Regions from separate parts of the Homo sapiens genome. Here all the other regions are linked to region 3. The links are chromatin contacts, found by Hi-C or POLR2A ChIA-PET in ENCODE. All regions are on one chromosome and are shown on one strand. Each heading gives the region's core, a stretch centred on a gene start or an enhancer-like site at or near the end of the contact. The rest is flanking DNA. Distances are from core to core; before and after follow the strand shown.

Region 1 (4,817 bases), core at 2,114-4,613, 280 kb after region 3:
TGGGATTATAGGCACCCGCCACCACACCAGGCTAATTTTTGTATTTTTAGTAGAGACAGGGTTTCTCCATGTTAGCCAGGCTGGTCTCGAACTCCTGACCTCAAGTGATCCACCCACCTCGGCCTCCCAAAGTGCTGGGATTACAGGCATGAGCCACTGCACCCAGCCTCTTCCTTTCATTTTTAAGACGGTCCTAACCAAGATCAGTTATCTCCCTAGAATAGCATTTCCCGAAAAGTGTTCAGAGGTATTGGTGAATAAAAGAGTGCTATCGCCAACTAAGTTTGGGAAACTGAGCCAAAATACATCTCTACCAAGTATCAATTTCTTTACTGTGTGACTTATCAGAGTCTGTAAATATGCTTGTATTCATTATGCAGCTCCAGAAGGATATGGCAGCAGGCAGTGTTTCCCAACCTTACTAACCACAGCACTCTTTTTGTCAGTATATCTCATGTGACTAGCATTCCATGGAACCCACTTTGGGAAATGTCACAGCAAAAATATATCCAAGATGGGACTCTGATTTCCCAGTATATGGAATTATTTGAGCCCGAGACTCTGGATTTTAGTATCAAATTTTCCTAGTTACCGCAAATGAGGTGTTCTAAATATGAAGACTAGAACTAGAACTCACTTGACCCACTACAAATGCCCAACTAGTCATTAGCCATGTGCAACTATTTAACTTAAAATGATTATAAAATTAAATAAAATAAAAAATTCAATCCCTCAGTCATGCTGATCACATTTCAAGCACTCAATAGCCACATGTGGCTACTGGCTACCATATTGGACAACATACCTATATATCATTGCCATCACTGCTGAAGGTTCCATTGAACAGCATTACACTAGAGTATAAGCTCCCTGTGTTTACGGGGATGTGTCTATTGTGTTTTGTTTTGTTTGGTTTTGTTTTTTCCCTTTGAGACAGAGTCTCACTCTGTCGCCCAAGCTCCGTGCTGGAGTGCAGTGGCACAATCAGAGCTCACTGTAACCTTGAACTCCTGGCCTCAAAGCACAGGTATTACAGGTGTGAACCACTACCATGCCTGTTGTCTTCTATCGTATCCTCATCTGCATCCAGTGCACTGCTTTGAACACATTTTTTTTTTTAATAAATAGCCATTGAATGGTAACAGGGGGGAAAAAAAACCATTACCATGAATAAAATTTCCTCTTATTGGTGGTTTCCTGGAGTTGTTCCCTTCCACTTCGCCTCCCAACTCCTGTCCTCAAATTCTCTGGTGACCTTCAGGTGTTCATCACAGCACTATTCACAATAGCAAAGACATGGAATCAACTTAAGTGCCTGTCAATGGTGGACTGGATATATAAAATGTGGTACACATATATCATGGAATACTACCCAGCCATAAAAAAATAATCATTTCCTTTGTAGCAACATGGATACAGCTGGAGGCCATTATCCCAAGCGAATTAATGCAGGAACAGAAAACCAAATGCCGCATATTCTCACTTATATGTGTAAGCTAAACATTGGGTACTAATGGACATAATGGTGGCAACAATAAAAACTTGGGGCGACTAAAGTAGGGAAGGAGAGGGAGCAAGGGTTGAAAAACTATCGCATACCATGCTCAGTGCCTAGGTGACAGGATCATTCATACCTCAAACGTGAGCATCACTCAGTACACCCAGGTAACAAACCTGCCCGTGTACCTCCAAATCTAAAATAAAAGTTGAAAAAAAATTATCTGTAACCAACCACGCAACACCCTTTAAGAGAAATCCAGGCCGGGAGTGGTAGCTCACGCCTGTAATCCCAGCACTTTGGGAGGACGAGGTGGGCAGATCACCTGAGGTCAGGAGTTCAAGACCAGCCTGACCAATACGGCGAAACCCCGTCTCTACTAAAAAATATAAAAAATTAGCCAGGTGTGGTGGTGGGAGCCTGTAATCCCAGCTACTCGGGAGGCTGAGGCAAGAGAATCGCTTGAACCCGGGAGGTGGAGGTTGCAGTGAGCCAAGATCGCACCATTGCACTCCAGCCTGGGTGACAAGAGTGAAACTCCGTCTCAAAAAAAAAAAAAAAAAAAGAATCCAGCACTGTCTCCAGGAGGGAAATAATTAATGTACAATAAGTATGCATGTATTTATTTTGATACTGATCAAATTCTATCCAAAAGGCTATAGCACACAAACATGGATGCACTGATACTGGCTTCTACATTCTAGAACCCAAAATAAGTTAACATGCAGAAATCAATGTGCATATTTTGTACAGCTTCCTACTCACCTATTTCCCCAATTCTAAAGTCACGTAAAATGTTCCTTCTTGGTTTGTCTTCCTAATTGGGTGATTTGGCAAGTGTAGAGTGAGTGGCCACCCCACTGCCTCTAAAAACAGAGGAGTCAAGTGTAACAACAGGTTGGTTATAAGCATTATGATGCCTTTGTTCTCATGAGCAGTCAGAAGTAAAATATCTGACACCTTTTTTCATGCACCAAACCTCACTCTAAATTGACTCTTAGTCTTTTATCACCCACCCCCACAAATGATCATTTTCCACAGTCCATGGCTCACCAATGAGTAAGCTAATCAATACAGTAAAAATGTAAATGTTTGTTCCACTCAGTACTCTTAAATATTGGAGTGGACACTTTCAAAATCACCTTTCCCTGATAACATAAAAGCTCTCTAAATCCCTGATTAATTACTTCTCAGGCACCTGTTAATCTCCCTCGCTGTTTCCAATTAACAAAATCAAAACCAACAGGTTTTAACATTCTTGCCAAAAAGACCAATTGTGTTGATTCATCCACCTGGCCCTCTCCTGAAAATGGTTGCTTATCTCTGCTTTCCATCTTTAACTGTTTAATAAATGTTTTTATTGTAAGCCGGGACTCCTATTAAGATATGCAGACTAAATATATCTCTTTTGTTCTAATATTTAGATTTCAAAAAATCGATTTCAAGCCTCTCCAAAAGCATTTCTTCTAAATAATGTGAGGCTGTGCCTCCTTGCATTACTTTACTTCCCTTGTGCACATCAATAATGAGATTCCAGGAGGAGGTCAATAGGACACTGGAGAATAAGACAAGACAAAGTCGGTGTCACAGCCGGGGTTCAGCATCCCACCGGTGCCCACACTAGGCCCCACACAAGAAATTACACGACAGTTACAGCGTTCATGTGAGGTGGGGCCAAGGGCCTTGGCAAAGGAATTTCAGTGTCCAACTCCACTAGGAGTCCCAACCAAATGAGAAAGTAATTCAATCTTTACAGTCTTTATAGTGAAAAGCTATTAACGAGGTGTCTTTTGCTATGTTGTGAAAAATGAAAAGAATAAATCCTTACTGCTTGACTAGAGAAAAAAAGTACATTCAAGAGCCTCTGTTAATTTACATGATGGGTAGTTTAGCACACCTGGCTGCAGACAAGTGCAACCTATGCAAATAGGTAACCCCCAGCTGAAAGACTACAGACACCCAAACCTCCTACTCACAAGTATGCTTTGTTTTTATCAAGCAACCAGCTTTTGAGAGTCTCTCTGAACCTATTCTGGTTCTGGAGGCTGCCTGATTTAAAACACAAAAAGAGAAAAGAAACTAGCTGTTGAGATAGGAAGGAGCACCTTGGAAGGTACAAACTGATCTAGTATGCTGACAATCAATCAATCAATACCTCAAAACATGTAACCTTGACTGGACTAACGCACTCTTTTTTCCTCTTGGCTTCCAGTAGGATTACTGCACTAATTCCCAAGAGCTGCTGAAGTATGAGGCTGACTTTGCTCCTCGGTTTTGTTATCAGCCTTAGTTAAGGTGTTTGAGAGAAACAGATACTTAAAATGTGTGATTACAGTTTAAAACATCAAGGGACTCTGATTAAATCTTTAAGTGGTGCTAACAGCCTTAATAACTTTAATTTGTTAAATTTAGAAACTAAGTGAGGTTAATCAATGAATAAGTGAAACCATTTTTGACATGAAAATTACTACTTTATAAATAAAAATTTATCTACAAGTTGAGCTTAAAGTTCAAGAAATACTAGGTTTTAAAATTTACTATTTTAATAAACTAATAATTGAAAAAGAACAACTTACTATAAATATCATTCCAAACAAAAGCCCTCCTCAGTTATTAAAAACACAATGACAATTCACTTAACCTTTATGCCAGTATTTTAAACTTTCTCTTTTGCTTTAAAAAATAGTAATAATGACAAAGTTAAAAGACAGCAAGACAAGTCCCTGAAAGTGAAACAAAAACATCTAGAAGACACACACTGGAGTTGTTTTTTCTTTTCTTTTTTTTTTTTTTAAAGAGACAGGGTCTCATTCTGTTGCCCAGGCCAGAGTACAGTGGTATGATCATAGCTCACTGTAGCCTCGAACTCCTGGGCTCAAACGATCCTCCTGCCTCAGCCTCCTGAGGAGTGAGCTACCATGCCTGGCTCCAGAGCAGTTTTGTGTCTAAAGAGTTTGGAATGGAAAATCACCTCAGAAAGGAAAAGGGTTAATGAGATAGTAAGGCGGTCATCACTGGGACCACTGCTGACCAAACAGGAAACAAATGAAAGTAAGCAAGTCACTGGCCCCACTACCTCCAGCCCAAGCCTATAAGGATAGGAAAGCAAAGTCAGTGTATGGGGTAGACCAGGTGAGACCATGGCAACAGGGGCCCACATACCCCATTTCCTGTGCCATGTGGAATGCAGGCCCACTACTGCTAGACCATCTATTAATAAATCTTCCAAAAAATTTCAGACAGTGGTAATTTGTACATATTCAGATGTTTAAGGGAAAGCATTTGATTTTTAAATCATGGCAACTAGTGATGGAAAACA
Region 2 (5,369 bases), core at 371-2,870, 390 kb before region 3:
CTTCCCTCCTTTTCTTACCCCTGCTCTTGCCTTAGACCAGGCCCTGATCTGCTCTCTGTCTTCTAAAATACAGCATACAGCCTCCTAATCAGCCTCTCTCCCTCAGATCAGATCTTTGCAGAGCAGAGGCTGCACTCATGCTATCATTTGTAGAGTGGGGACATTGGCAAACTGTTGATTACAGGTGTGCAATGAGGAGAGAACAGAGATTAAGACAAGCATGTGAAGCTTTTGTAGCAATTTGACAAGCTATTTTGTGTCTGTTGAAACTAATAATTAATAATTGGTGCTTGCATTTTGTACCTTTTTATTACATTTTTCTAGTAACTCATTTTTTATTATAGTTTCTAAAAATATCAGTCTGTAATATATGAGAAAAGGCAGAAAACAGCTGGTCCTTCACCACGGATGGTTTGAGAAGCCCAGAGCATATCTAAGTGAATTCCATGGAATCTGTCACTTCTCTGCCCACAAACATTCAGTGGCTCCCTCCTGTTCCTAACAATGATTCTTCTTTTCCTGCCTCCACACTATTCCTATGGGCAACATTGCCTATCAGTCATGCCTCTTATTATACAGGGATTCTCAAAGGGAGAGGGCAGAGACGAAAATCTCAAACCTGGAAGGAAAGCAGTAGGAATGTGCACTTTGAAACATAAAACCCTAAAGATTTGGATACATCTGCAGTGTGTGTGTCCCCTTCCCTTCCTCCTCCGCTACCCTCAGGCCACACCTCCAGGCCCTCCCCAACAGCACCCCCAGAACTCAGGAGCTCAGAGATTGCACCCTGGACACACCCCGCAGTCCCCTGCCTGCCCCTTTTCTCTTCTTCCAAGACTGTCACCTCTCCCCTCCACCACACTCTGCTCCTTCTTGAAGCCCCAACTCAAAAGTCATGCTTTCCTGTTCCCTCCTTCCCAACCCCTCCCAGGCAAATTTTCTTGCTCCTTTGAGGCAAAAGCTCCATACACATACCTAACTTTGACACTGAGGCTTCAATTTTAGGGGTTTTCCTAAGGACAAAATTAGGGTTTATGTACAAATTTATCTATAAAATTATTAAATTCAGAGTAGTACAGGATTGGTTAAATAACTAACTTCTGTCCATACAATAGAATAATACACAGCTACTAAAAATTTTGAAGAAGAATGCATGTAACATGGAAATATGTTTGCAATGATCTGTTAAGTAAACAAGTAGATTATAAAATAAAATGTGTAGGTACATATATGGGAAATGTTTAAATGTTATTTAAATATAGTGATAAATATAAGCATAATATAGATCTAGTTACAGATAAAGACACACACACAGACAAAGGGACAGGCACAAATGTAGGCCAAGATACAAAGATGCATACAGATGCAGATACAGACCAAATGTGAAGAAGTGTTATTTCTGTGTTATGGGATTATAAGTAGTTCCGGTTTTTCTCTTTTTTCCTATCTGTATGTTCTACCAGAAATGTTGATTATTTTTTGCAATAAGAAAAAAAAAGTTAAAGAATTAATTGTTGCCCATGCAGGTTGCCATGGAGCTCTGCACAGTCTTGGAGGAAAGCACTTCCCCTTGTACCTTTGGTTGTTTACTTTGCCAGCTCCCACTGGATGTGGTCCCAGGAGGTAGAATCACCTGGCAAACACAGCATCCCAACACTGAACAGTCTCCAATGACACATTTGCAGAACTAAACTGAATGTGTTGAATTGCCCGAAGACAAACACTGAACAGTCAGGCATCCATGCCATTTCCCAGGAAACCAAAAATTGAATTGATCAAAATGACCAGGGCAGCTGGACTCATGAAACATGAGTCTTTAGTACTCACCTGTCTGGATGAAGTGTGAGTTGAACTTGGTCAAGGGAAACGTGAAAAAACCCTATTGGAAGTGCCCGTTAACCTTAATGGACACTGCATTAAGCAGCCCTCCCCAGCTGTGTTTGTGGAAGAAGCCTGGGCTGTGATGACTCATCCAGTGGGTATTGATTCTTTTCAGGTAGTTCAGAGGGAAAGTTTTTCGTGAAACTGCCTGGGAAATGGGGCAAGTCCCCAGAATGAGCATATTAGCAGATATGATTTTTCACTTAGTTTCTGTGTGTTTGTGTCTCTGTATAATAATAATGCTCTCTGAAACGTATAGACTGGCTTTCCCCTGAAGAGGATACAGTTCTTTCACACATATTGAGCCCAATTTTCCCATTTCTCAAGTTTCTCTCAAAGAGTGTGAGTACTTCAAGACACATTAGCTCTGCAAAGCGTCTGGACTTTTATTTACTGACAGACGGCTACTGCTGAAGGAATCAAGGCAGCTTAACGCCATCTGACTGTGTTGGCTTCCAGACACTCACAGCCTCCCAGGGCCTCTCATTCATCCTTATACATCATGTGTGAAAGAGCTAGCGGCAGGTAGAGCATCACACAATTATAGAGACAGAGGCACTGTGCATTGCCTAGCACTGTAAACCTATTCTAGTGAGTTGAATGGTGGCCTCCAAAAGGTATGTCCGTCCAGAGCCTCAGAACGTGTCCCTTATTTGGAACAAAGGTCTTCACATATGTGATTTGGGTAAGCATCTGAAGATGAGATCATCCTTGACTAGGGTGGACTCTAAATCCAATGGCCTGTCCTTATAGGATAAGAGAGGGAGAAATTAACACAGAAACACACTGAGAAGAAGGCCATGTGAAGACAGAAGCAGAGATTGGAGTGATGCTGCTATAAGCCAAGGACCTCCAGGAATCACCGGAAGCTGGAAGAGGCCAGGAAAGATTCCTAGAGCCCTTGGAAAGAGCACAACCCCATCTGACAATTTGACTCTGGCCTCTAAAACTGTAAGCAAACAACCTTCTGTTGTCTTCCGCCACCAAGTTCGTGGTTAATTTGTTGCAGCAAACCCAGGAAACTAATATATTAATAAAATCATGATTCTAGAGTATACTAAACAGATTGAAGAAATCACATGAGCTCATGGAACTATATGTGTGTTCACAAGCTTGCAAGCTTAGGCTTAATTTTTCAGCCCTGACTTTTTAAACATATACTCTCCCTCACTTGTGCCATGAACAAGTTAGGGCTAAAAATTATGATCCTAAAAATGGGCACCTGTTTTAAATAGGATTTGACTTTTAAAACATAAGAAGACAGGATGTTTCCTTTCTCTTCCAGCCCACCCTACCCTCCACTCACCCCTAGACACTATACATATCACCAATCTTGAAAGGTAATATGTGTAGGAGTTAAGAACATGGGTTATGGAGTCAACCAGACTTGCCTTTCCCTGGATTGCATGACCTTGGCCAAGTCACTTAATCTCTCTGAGTTTCAGTTTCTTTATGTGTATACTGGGATAGTGCATGTCATAAGCTTAGCACATGGCCAGGAATATAGTAGTCAGTATTGAAAGTGTTCAGTCAATACTGAAATAGATAAACAATTGCTAGACTGAAGGACAGATACATAAAGACTGAAACCAATAAGCAGCAGAAAGAAATATAATAAAAAACAGGACAGTACAGTATAGTACAGTATAATGCAATGCAACAAAACACAGTACAAGTCTGAATACCACTCCTCATCTCCCACTTCAATCTTTGGAGTTTGAAAGTAATAATTAAATTGTAGGAGTCAAAAACAGAGAAGTTGGATGGGTGGATAAAGCAGGTAGCACTGAATGGAAAAACCCAAGGAAAAAAACCTCTAAGGGTGCTCAGACTTGTTGGGGGATGGGCAGAGAGCCAGGACAAGCTATAGTCATGGGTACAGCTTCTAGTATCACTGAGGAATGCCCTCTCAAAGAAAACTGAGTTAGTAGATGCCAGATATCAGCAGTGGGAAGGAGAGAGAGCCACTGTGAGGCTGCCTTAGATCTTGGCCCATACTTGGAGGAGGAGGGGTGAGCAAGGAAGCTCTGCAGAAAGAAGCTGGAGGTGATTCACTAAATGCCCTGGGGCTGAGGGAGGAATCTTAAGGGACCACTTAGTATAGAAGTACAACAACCAGACTCAATGGCATCCTAGAAAACAGATTCCCACCAAAAATATCCTACAGAGCCGGCAAAAAGAGGCCACCATGAGAAATAGCAAGCTTTAAATGTCTATCAGTTTTGGCTAGCACTAAGACACCCAGCCAAGTGAGAAGACATCTCCCTCTGTGTCTTTTTCCTCCTCTCCCCCACATCACTGGGGAGTGAAACCATGCCTCTGTGGAGGAAGAGGGGATGAATCAGCAGAAAGCAGCAAGCCAGGACCACTCAGCCTTCTCCACCTGCAGGCTTCTACCCTGAAACAGCCCAATCCAGGGAAGGGGAAAAGATTTACTGCCAAGTTGAGATTTGTTTATTTCACAAGGAAGGGGATTCTAATCTCTGGATCAAAAGGAGACATAGGACATGAAATGATCATATGACTTTTACCTAAAACATAAAGTTGCAGTTTTAACACTATGCTAGTCATAATTGTTCAATATACTTCTACCCTTTCTTAAAAATTAAAACATTTCATGAAAGCCCAGAAAATAGTGTAAAAGGCTGCAAATGTCCACCACTTAAATTCGTTATAATTTGCTTCATCACTCTCTTTTAAACAGAGAGTTATTCAGAATATAACCATAACACCACTCTCATCCTTCCTTTCTCATTTGAGAAGAGCCATATTGCTCTAAGACAATAACCTCGATCTTGAAGTTGGTAAATATTATTCGCATGCATTTTTCATAATTCATCCACATCCTTTAAAGTTGTAATGGAGTCAATGGGTGGGAGGATGGAAGAGTGAAGATGGAGACTGGTTGGGAGACTAACAGTGCTCAGTGAGGGTAATGGTGACATCAGAGGCAGCGGAAGTGGTGGAGACACTAACATGGGCCTTGACTGAAAGTAAATGTGGTCACAGGCAGTGGATATAGTCACCTAGAGAGAGGATAAAGAGAAGGAAGAAGGATGAGCTCAGAGTAAGAAGATCTGAAGGAACCACCAAAGAAGCTGTCTACCATACAAGGAAAGAGGTTATGACCAACACCAGAGAAGAGACTGAGTGACTTCCAATTCCAAGCAACAGCCCCATATGCTCATGGATTTTGTGGCCTTATGCCAACGGTTCTCAACTGGGGATAATTTTACCCACTTGGAGACATTTGATTGTCACAACTAGGGGTGCTTCTAGCACTGACTGGGTAGAATCCAGGGATACTGCTACATATCCTACAGTGCACAGGACAGGCCCCACAACAAAGAATCTTCCAGCCCCAATTGTCAGTGGAGCTAGAGTTGAAAAGCCCTGCTTTATGTTAATGCATACCCAAAATAAGAATTAGGGCTGGCAAACTTTTTTATTTTGGAAGGCTCTTGGGAATCGTTTTATTAATGTGGTGA
Region 3 (4,681 bases), core at 1-2,500:
TGTTTTGTTTTTTTATAGACTACCAAAAGGAAGCGTGGCTACATTAAAAATAAGCTGGTTTTTAAGAAAGGCAAGAAAATATCTAAGAAGACTGTTTAAATGCACTGTTCTGGTTCCTAACTTGAAGCAGTTGTCCTTGTGAGAACCGGTCTTTGCCTTTAGCTCATGTCGTGTTTCACAGCAAAGAGGGTACAGAACCATCACTGGTCCAGGTTAATGTACAAAATTTTCTGGCAATGCCTGATTAAAAAAATAAAATTGGCTTGTTGAGAACAGCTGTTTTCGATTTCTAATGTGAAGCAAGACAGAGCACTGCTGTAAATGTCTAGCAGCAGATTTTTTTTTTATTGGTACATATTATCCTTCAAATCTGAGAATTTGGACTAACTGCACCAAAGAACCCTCTAATTTGGTCCCTGGCACATGCATACTTGTCAATGTTTTTATTCTTTTACAAGACCTGCATTTTATTTGAATTACCCGAATAGCAATATGTAAAATACAAGTGACAAAATGTGATGAGAGCTTCTTGAACCGGTAAACTAGTACAGGTCTGAGAAAGACATATTAGAAGAATCATTATACTTCCTTGAATTATATTTATTTTCATGTTTCTCTAATGCAAAGAATGTTTCATCAAATGTATATTTTCTGTTGCTTACTGTTTGCTCTGAGAAGAAGCTGCTGTTTCAAAGATGGACCTCTGAGTAGCTAATTGATTCAAGTAGTTTTTTTATGTTGACACATTATTACTGCTGTTAGCAGTCGTTTTCACCAGGTACTTACAGAGCAGATTTCATACATCATTCATTCAAGGGCTAAATTTATATTTTTTGGAAATCATGGCAACTACACAGGATGTTGCTTACCAGGACGGAGTTTTGGTATCTTAGTACTGAAGTTAGCACTATGTTTACATGCAAAAGATTAAGGAAAAAACCCTTAAAGTGGACAGGTATCCAAAGTTCATTTTCTGTGACTCATCAAAGTGACAAAAGACTTGTAACAACTTTGCCTGGACTTTTTTCATTTTACAACAGTTCATCCATTCACAATGATTTTGTTCTCTGCTCCATATTTTTTAATCCCTTAAGCATTTGATGAAACACTCTTTAGTGCTATATGCATTTTCTTACTTTTGTTAAAAATGTGACAGTTGTCAAAAAATGCACTAAAATGTAAATGGAGATTGAACAAGTTCACTTTCCAGCTTATAGGCAACTTTATACAGACTTGAACATTTTCTCCAGTTGTTTAGTAAAAGTGAAAGAGAAAGGGTTTTTCCTGCCACAGGATATAACTTTTTTTTATATAACAAGCATAACACACCACTGCTTTTGGTGGAAAAGTGCAGAATAGTATGTACCTTTTATGAAGAAAAATGTAATTTACAATATTCAGTGAGAATGTTACTGCTGATTTTCTTTTCCAAGGTGTAGAATATTCTTTGATTTATAGAATTCATTTTTGACCCAGATGATGGTTCCTTTACAGAACAATAAAATGGCTGAACATTTTCACAAATAGAGTGTAACGAAGTCTGGATTTCTGATACCTTGTCATTTGGGGGATTTTATTTTACTTTGTTGCTTTAAAATTCAATGCAGAGAAGTTGTTGACTGTAGGGGAAATAAAGTTAATTCAAATTTTGTGTTAAGTGTTGTTTTTTACAAATCTTTTGGTTTTGAAAGGAATTGGTACTGAACACATACCTCCTTCTTCCTTGTTGACTTTCACAAAGGTTTTAAAGAAAATGTGTGGAAAAAAATACGTTAGATTATTTCATCTTAGACCAAGCTATTTTATTTGGCCTTCTTTTACCCTGGAATGAAAATCTCAGGTTTTTTTGTTTTTGTTTTTGTTTTTGTTTTTTGTTTTTTGTTTTGTTTTTGGAAGGGATTTGGGGAGGGGGAACACCTAGCCAACTAGGAATTTTATCTCTGTTTAATAAGGATAGGGACCTAACAAAACCATCCATGAAGTTCTGGTAATGAAATGTCAAGTCTCAGTATAGAATTTTCTCATTAGAAAAATCCCAAAGGAAAGACCCCTCACCTTTCTCAGGAAACAACATTTTGGTTCAGTGTATCTTGTCAGTAAAATACCATATTGTAACTGTTTGAGCACTTGTATTGTAGCACAAAAGTGAAATAGTAGTTTGAATACATTGGAATATAGGATAATTGACTTAAAATATTCTTTAGATCTCTTAATTCATTTCATGTGTGATCACTAACATTGTACACCAAAGGAACTTAAAGATCGTGGCCTTGAAGTTTTAGACTATAAAACAGCTTTTAGGCTGTAGTGCTCTGTAGTATAAATAAGGCAGTGAGGCAGCAACTCCAAAGAAAATTCCCTTTCAAGACTTACATTGTAACCTACTTGAGTTTATAGTTGTGGAGTTTTAATTCATTTGCATTCTAGGCCATGACCAAGTGACCAGAGGACTAAAATAGTATAAAAGCATCCTGTATTGAGTTTCCATAGCCAAGGGGGTGTAAGATCATGAAATTTGGAGCTGTTTCTCGTTTTTAAAAAATGAGTTGTAAAATACATATTAAATAAAATTTACCAACTTAACCATTTTGAAGTATACAGTTCAATAGTGAAGTACATTTACATTGTTGTGCTACCAGTCTCCAGAACTCTTTTCATCTTGCTGTAGCTGCTGCTGCTTAATGCTGGTTTTGCCATGTTGCCCATAGTCCTTAATCGAGATAGGTGGAGTAATGTTGAGCTCAACAGCTGTCTGCCATGGAAATAGTAGGAAATTGAGACAGACCAAAAACAGTAATGAAATGTCATGTCTTATTTTTATTGTGAAATGTAACACAAGAGAACACAAAAATGTACAGTTGACCCTTGAACAACATGAGTTGCACACATGGATTTTTTTTCAATAAATGTATTGAAAAATTTTGGCCAGGCATGGTGGCTCACGCCTGTAATCCCAGCACTTTGGGAGGCCGAGGTGGGCAGATCATTTGAGGTCAGGAGTTCGAGACCAGCCTGGCCAACATGGTATAACCCCATCTCTACTAAAATTAGAAAAATTAGCTGGGCGTGGTGGCAGGCTCCTGTAGTCCAGCTACTCTGGAAGCTGAGGCTGGAGAATAGCTTGAACCTGGGAGGCGGAGGTTGCAGTGAGCCGAGATCGTGCCACTGCACTGCAGCCTGGGCAACGGCGTGAGATGCTGTCTCAAAAAACCTATATAATTAATGTATTGAAACATTTTTGGAGATTTACAACAATTTGAAAAAAGCTTGCAAATGAACCGCATAGCCTAGAAATATTTTAAAAGTTAAGAAAAAGCTATGTGATTAATGCACAAAGTATATAGATAACTACTTTTTTGCTGTTGATTTGAGACAGTCTTGCTCCATCACTCAGGCTGGAGTGCAGTGACATGATCTTGGCTCACTGCAACCTCCACCTCCTGGGTTCAAGCGATTCTCATGCCTCAGCCTCCCAGGCAGCTGGGACTACAGGTGCCCACCACCATCTCTGGCTAATTTTTGTATATTTAGTAGAGATGGGGTTTCACCACGTTGTCCATGCTCATCTCGAACTCCTGGCTTCAAGTGATCCACTTGTCACGAACTCCCAAAGTGCTGGGATTACAGGTGAGCCACTGCACCTGGCCTAGGTACTATTCTTTTATCATTTACTACCATAAAATATATACAAGTCTATCATATGTTAAAATTTATGAAAACTTAAGCTCACTACATGGCGCCATTCACAGTTGAGAAATGTAAACCAATGTAAAGCCATATTAAATCATAACTGCATAAAATACTGTTCTATAATATAGCCATCTGTTGCTACTATGAGCTCAAGTGTTGCTAGTATCCACTTAAAACACCATGTGTGACACTTATCACTGTTTTATAGCCTATTACTGGTTATGTTTTGGGGGACTCAAAAGTTTTATGTGAATTTTTGATTGGCAGTCATTGTTCAGGGGTCACCTTAGTGAATTAACTGCAAAGTGAGCAATTTTGTATCCGTGACACAGGTCAAGAGAACAGAACAGTGCCAGTACTCCAGAAGCTTCCTCATGACCCCTTGTGGTCACTATCCTGTCCCACTTCCCTCTCCAAAAGGTAATCATTATATTGGTCTTTATTGGTGCTTTGATTTATGGTTTTACCAATTCAGTATTTCTCTCTAAACATGTTGAGATGCATCTATTTGAACTATAGAAATGGAATAATAGAGTATGTATGATTTTTATCTGTCTTCTTTTGCCCACTATTTGTGAAATGCATCGAGGTTGTTGCTTGCAGCTACACGTTTTTTTTGTTTCATTGCTATATATAGTATTCCTTGTGTATGTCTGTAGCTGGCTCTCACACATATCCATTCTGTTGCTAAAGGGTATTTACATTGTTTCCAGTTTGAGGATATTACCAACAATGTTAGAGGAATACTCTTACATCTCCCTTGGTGCTTATATGCATGTATTTCTAAAAGTGGAATTGATGGTTACTTCCATATCCCAGTCAACCCCTGTCATCTTTTTAATTTTGCCTCTCTGGTGGGTGAATAATGATTTGTCATGATGTTTAGTTTGATATTTCTAGGTTAATAAGGCTGGCCATTTAGAAATCTCCCTTTTATAAGGTGTTGGTTCTAATACATTTCTCCTGGTTTTTTAAAAATTTATTATGTTAA
Region 4 (4,735 bases), core at 1,599-4,098, 340 kb after region 3:
AGATAATTGAACAAATGAATACATTTTCAAAGTTTCTATTTTTATCCTCTTCTCTCTTCCTTTTCACTAATCCATCTGTCCCTTCATAAGACCCCTAGAGAAGGGAGAATTTTGCAAGCACAGAGTCATCGTAATCTTCTCCAAACCACTAATGGACCCTCAGCCATCGTTCAAAGAACAAAATGTGGGAAATAGAAACCCTGACACTGAGATGTTAACAATTACAGACGATGCTTATGGAGTCAGTGGTAGACTTGGAAAACGGTGAGTCTACTGTGGTAAGAACAAACATAGGCAGACAGCTATAAATTGCAGTAAACAAACTCAATAAAGATGAGACATCACTTAAGCATGCTCAGGAGTGTACTTAATACCACATTTCACCTAGGTAGCCTGCTATCACGTAGGTATTATTATTGGCATTAAATGTGCTTCTTCTCAACCTTGCCTCCAATCTAAACACCACAATGGGTTTAAAATAATGCAAAAGAATGTTACTCCAATGCCTCCTAAATCCACTCCAAATAACAAATCCTTTAATACAGACTGCAAGGTAAAATATTGTTCCCCAGCAAGTAAATAATAAAATAACTGTAATCCAGGGTAAAAGCTTTGCTGGCCTCATAATCTACTTGAAGAAAAAGCATTAAGTGATTGCTCAACACACCAACAAAATGCTGTTACTGACAAGGCACCTTGAGTTGCCATTAACGAGACATAATTACCAAGAACTGAAATCAGATTTAGTCATCTCATATCTCCCTCTACCTACGCATTCTACCTATTCTTTTTCAGCTTTCACGAATTGAAAGGGGAAGGGAGAGGCAACAGCAGACACTAGGACTATTTTGAGAAATAAAAGGATTCAAAAGTTAAGTGCAACTTCCACTAACATAGTAACACATCTCCCAGGAAGCCCAGGTGACTCAGAAAGTCCTATATGTAGAATATCAATATAGAAACAACTCAGTTTCCATACTTCAAAAGACCTCTTCCTCCAAGTTGAGTTTCGTGCAGATAACTGGCTGATATGTTTCAGATGGAAGCAAATCTGAACATTTCCAAACAATCTACAGGAAGAGATAACCAAGTAATATAGTCCATGCAGCAGAGATAAGCAACTTTCCAGGGTATAATTCAAATCTCACAAACATCCTTAAGAGCCCCAAGTCTATTAAGATCTGGAGACTGTTAAATAGGCAGGACAAAATATCCCACCAACCACCTCTCCAAAAAGCATTGTTCTCCTCGCACTGACACTTGTATTTCCCTCTGGCTTGTTTTTGGAAAACAAATTGAAAAAAAAAACAAAAACAAAAAGTAAACAGTAGTGCCACATCTGTTCTTGTCTTCCTCACGATGGCAGATCACACACACTACCACCATTCCAAGTGCCTCCTGAGCCCCTTTCCTCGACAGCCCCATCCTTCCACGTGTCCATAACTAGGCTTCTCAACTGCAAGGGGGAAGTGAGCAGGAAACTTCAAATGGGACCTGAAGAGGAAATAATGATAATAATGTAAATTGCTACTAATATTAAAAGGGGGAGGGTATTTTTTCTTTCTTTTTATTATTTTATTTTATTTTATTTTATTTATTTATTTTTTTTGAGTCGGAGTCTCGCACTGTCGCCCCGGCTAGATTGCAATGGCGCGATCTCGGCTCACTGCAACCTCTGCCTCCGGGGTTCAAGCGATTCTCCTGCCTCAGCCTCCGGAGTAGCTGGAATTACAGGCGCGCCGCCACGCCCGGCTAATTTTTTTTGTTTTTAGTAGAGACGGGTTTTCACCATGTTGGCGAGGCTGGTCTCGAACTCCTGACTTCGTGATCTGCCCGCCTCGGCCTCCCAAAGTACTGGGATTACAGAGGTGAGCCACCGCGCCCGGCCTCTTTCTGTTTTTAAACAAAACTTCCATTACAAACATCGGAGGCTGCAAGGCACAAACTGGGGCAGGAGTATGCACAGTCGCCCAGGATGACAAGTGGCAGGTTTTTTGTTGATGGTGGTGGTGTTCTGAAACACCAAACTTTAAAATGAACTGTTACTTAGAGAATTACTGTAATCGGAGCGGACGTGCTAACGCTTTTTCACCCCGGCACAAAGCACGCCCCTTCTGCCTCCCTTTCCCAGTCATTCTTCAGGCGTGCGGGAAACCGCGGACAAGCAGAGCACGGGGACCAGCACGATCCTCCTGCCACCACTCCAGTCTCTGCAGGTGCCAGCATAGAAGAAAACCAGGGCTCTCGCCTCCCTCCCCGCCACTGCGGTGCGGTCCCGGGGTGGAGCCACGGCGCGCCCCATCCTGAGAACCCCACCTGGAGGGGAGCAGGGACGCAGGAAGGGCACCGTTGGGAGGCATCACTGGGTTCGCTGAAGGCACAATCGCGCGCGCACACACATACACAGACACACATACACACACGCACGCACACACACACACACACACACAGCGGCGCGCGGTGGCGCGGGCGGCTGGCGCGTTACCTGTTCTGCCAGCCCTGGAGGAGGTTGGTGTATTTGCTGAGCACGCCCTCGAGCGCCGGCTCCCTCCTGCGGCCGCCTCCCCCGGACGGGCTAGCGGCCACAGAGCCCGGGCTGCTGCGGCTTCCCCCGCCGCCGAGCCCGGCCGCCGCCGACCGGCTGGAGACCCCCCGGCCCGCCAGAGAGCAGGAGGGCGAGGAGCCCGCCGAGGTAGCACGGCTGCTGCTGCGGCTGCTGCTGTTGCTACCCCCGCCGCCGTCTGTGCCCTGGACTGCCCTCTCCATGGTCCGTGGGCGCCCGGGACGCGGGTGCCCGCCGCGGTGGCGGCCCCGGCACGGCGGCTGCTGCTGCTGCTACAGCTCCGGACGCCCGGGCCGCGCGTGCCTGCTCCAAATCCCCGGGAAATGCCTGACTCATACAGGAGGAAGAGGAGGAGGAGGCGAAGGAGAGCTGGGAAGGAAGCCAACGGGGCTGGATGCAGCTGCGGCCGCCCCTCCTCCCGCCGCGGCCAGGGCCCGGCCCCTCCCTCCGCACTAGTTTCCCGGGCAAGTTCGGAGCGGGTGGCCGGCTAGGCGAGCCCTCTTCGGGTTCCTCCTTCTCTTCCTTCGTGTCCCTGCGGCCTCTCAGGCCCTCGGGACACTCTAGGAGGCCGATCTGCAGGGTGGGCACGCCCTAAATCCACGCCAAGTCACCCACGCATTCCTTCTGCCACCCTCTCTTGGATCCGAAGGGGCGAAAGGGAATCTCTGCACGTCACTCCCCACCCCTTATCCACCTCGGGACCTGGAGGGAGGGGCAGCCCCACCCACCCGGTCCACCCGGATATGGACCCGCCCGGCCTGACAGGCTCACACGCACACTCCCTCTCTCGGTCTTCCGCACACGATGCTGCGCCAGACGCTCCTACACAGTAACCTGGAAATTATCACCGGCGGAGCAAAGTCACAGCTCAGGGAGGCCCTCCGCGTTGTCTGGCGGAGGAGGGGAGTGGCAGGTGATCCTCACAGGTAAGCTCGCCGGGCATTTTCATGCAGCAGGATTATGATAAATGCTTAACAGACACACGGCTGGGCTGGGGTGAGGCGCGCGAACTCTCAGGTTTGTGCGAGTGCTTCCTTAAATTGAGTGTCCTAGGTCACTCACTGGCCTAACCCTAATCCCCTGCCCTGAATGGCACGCATAAACCTGGCAAGTCAAAACCTATCCATTGCTACCACACTGCACGTGCACCTAGGAGCAGAGGCTCTGAAACCGGGAAAACTGCTCCAGAGGCAAGGGAAATTAACAGATATTTACAAACATTGAAGGATTCTCTGTGTTGGCTGTAACTTCTGCGCCCCTCTTCCTACCTAAAGATACTCTTTCTATCCCACTAATATTTTTTGTGAATATAGATATCCATTGTAATCTGAAGTATCAAAAATTACCTAGAAAAAAGCTTTGAGGAACTCAGACTCTCTCTCTCACACACACACAGACAAAACAAAAGGTGATAGATGATAGGTGATCTCCGTCCAAAGGATCTACAAACCCATCAAGCAGATAAATACTTCAAGAGTTAAAAAAAATTACTAAATGGAAAAGTCAGCTCTCAAAGGGACAGTTCCCCGAGCCCAACCCCTTTCTAGCTTCACATCCTTCCAGGAAGATTTCATGGGTGGTTTAGCTCTAGAGATGCACGGAGAAGCTTCTGGAGTTGAAGAGAAGTGGTTGTGCCCCTGAGTAAATTACAATTCCAGGTGCCTACATAGTGTTAAAAAAAAAAAAATCTGAAAAGAGCTTGCCTGGACCAAATTTGAAGCCATTCAGAGCTGAATTCTAACCTATGACCTTGATCAAATTACCTCTTTTAGCCTTAGTTTTCTCACTGCAAAATGGGACAAATGATACCGGCTGTAATAAACTATGCAAGAATGTTCATTTGTTCAAAATATTTACTGCCGCTTCCTATGGAAAGAGTATCCTTCCTCCACATGGACCTTAGGCTTGGCCATGGAATTGCTTTGAGCAATGGAATGTGAACAGAAGTAATGAATGCCCCTTCCAAACATAAGCTTTAAGAGCAGTCATATGGTTCCACCATCTTTCTCTTTTCCTTATCCCAGGAGAGCAGCATGTCCCGGATAAGGACTCTCCTTAAGCTTGTGTCCTGGAGTGAGAAGGTGTGGAATACAGCAGATCCTAAGCCAGTTAGTGTTGGCCATGTAACATGCACAAAATGTTTGTTTGAAGCCATTGAGATTTTAGCATTAT

Evidence for each region. Hi-C counts contacts between places; a loop is a spot of excess contacts on that map. ChIA-PET counts read pairs that join two places held with the same protein, here RNA polymerase II (POLR2A). Pooled maps may share reads with other maps.
Region 1: a loop to region 3 is called in a pooled map, with 5 times the contacts of the local background. The contact joins two enhancer-like sites. A Hi-C loop is called at or near these places in 5 of 37 single-sample maps with no recorded cell type and 7 of 50 pooled maps.
Region 2: a map with no recorded cell type shows a loop between it and region 3 (4-fold over the local background). The contact joins two enhancer-like sites. A Hi-C loop is called at or near these places in 14 of 37 single-sample maps with no recorded cell type and 7 of 50 pooled maps.
Region 4: a loop to region 3 is called in a pooled map, with 12 times the contacts of the local background. The contact joins the promoter of OSBPL10 here to the enhancer-like site in region 3. A Hi-C loop is called at or near these places in 1 of 37 single-sample maps with no recorded cell type and 8 of 50 pooled maps. POLR2A ChIA-PET finds 5 or more read pairs at or near these places in 1 of 52 experiments (PC-9).

The regions. Positions count from the first base shown.
Region 1 is chr3:31,914,053-31,918,869 of GRCh38, forward strand. The region is part of intron 1 of OSBPL10 (oxysterol binding protein like 10); the gene reads right to left. Among named protein-coding and RNA genes, the nearest start is that of OSBPL10, 65 kb to the right of the region's middle. Within about 2 kb of position 3,364, at least 2 of the 41 ENCODE cell types and tissues checked have a DNase peak (open chromatin) inside an H3K27ac peak, as active enhancers do.
Region 2 is chr3:31,246,416-31,251,784 of GRCh38, forward strand. No RefSeq gene overlaps it. Among named protein-coding and RNA genes, the nearest start is that of MIR466, 87 kb to the left of the region's middle. Within about 2 kb of position 1,621, at least 2 of the 41 ENCODE cell types and tissues checked have a DNase peak (open chromatin) inside an H3K27ac peak, as active enhancers do.
Region 3 is chr3:31,635,966-31,640,646 of GRCh38, forward strand. STT3B (STT3 oligosaccharyltransferase complex catalytic subunit B) reads left to right here. Exons shown (of 16, transcript NM_178862.3): 16 at 19-1,651. The coding sequence ends at 99. Among named protein-coding and RNA genes, the nearest start is that of OSBPL10-AS1, 66 kb to the right of the region's middle. Within about 2 kb of position 1,251, at least 2 of the 41 ENCODE cell types and tissues checked have a DNase peak (open chromatin) inside an H3K27ac peak, as active enhancers do.
Region 4 is chr3:31,978,414-31,983,148 of GRCh38, forward strand. It overlaps OSBPL10 (oxysterol binding protein like 10), which reads right to left and starts at 2,849. Exons shown (of 12, transcript NM_017784.5): 1 at 2,486-2,849. The coding sequence starts at 2,766. It overlaps ZNF860 (zinc finger protein 860), which reads left to right and starts at 3,337. Exons shown (of 2, transcript NM_001137674.3): 1 at 3,337-3,489. RefSeq lists an enhancer at 935-984 and a silencer at 2,539-2,608.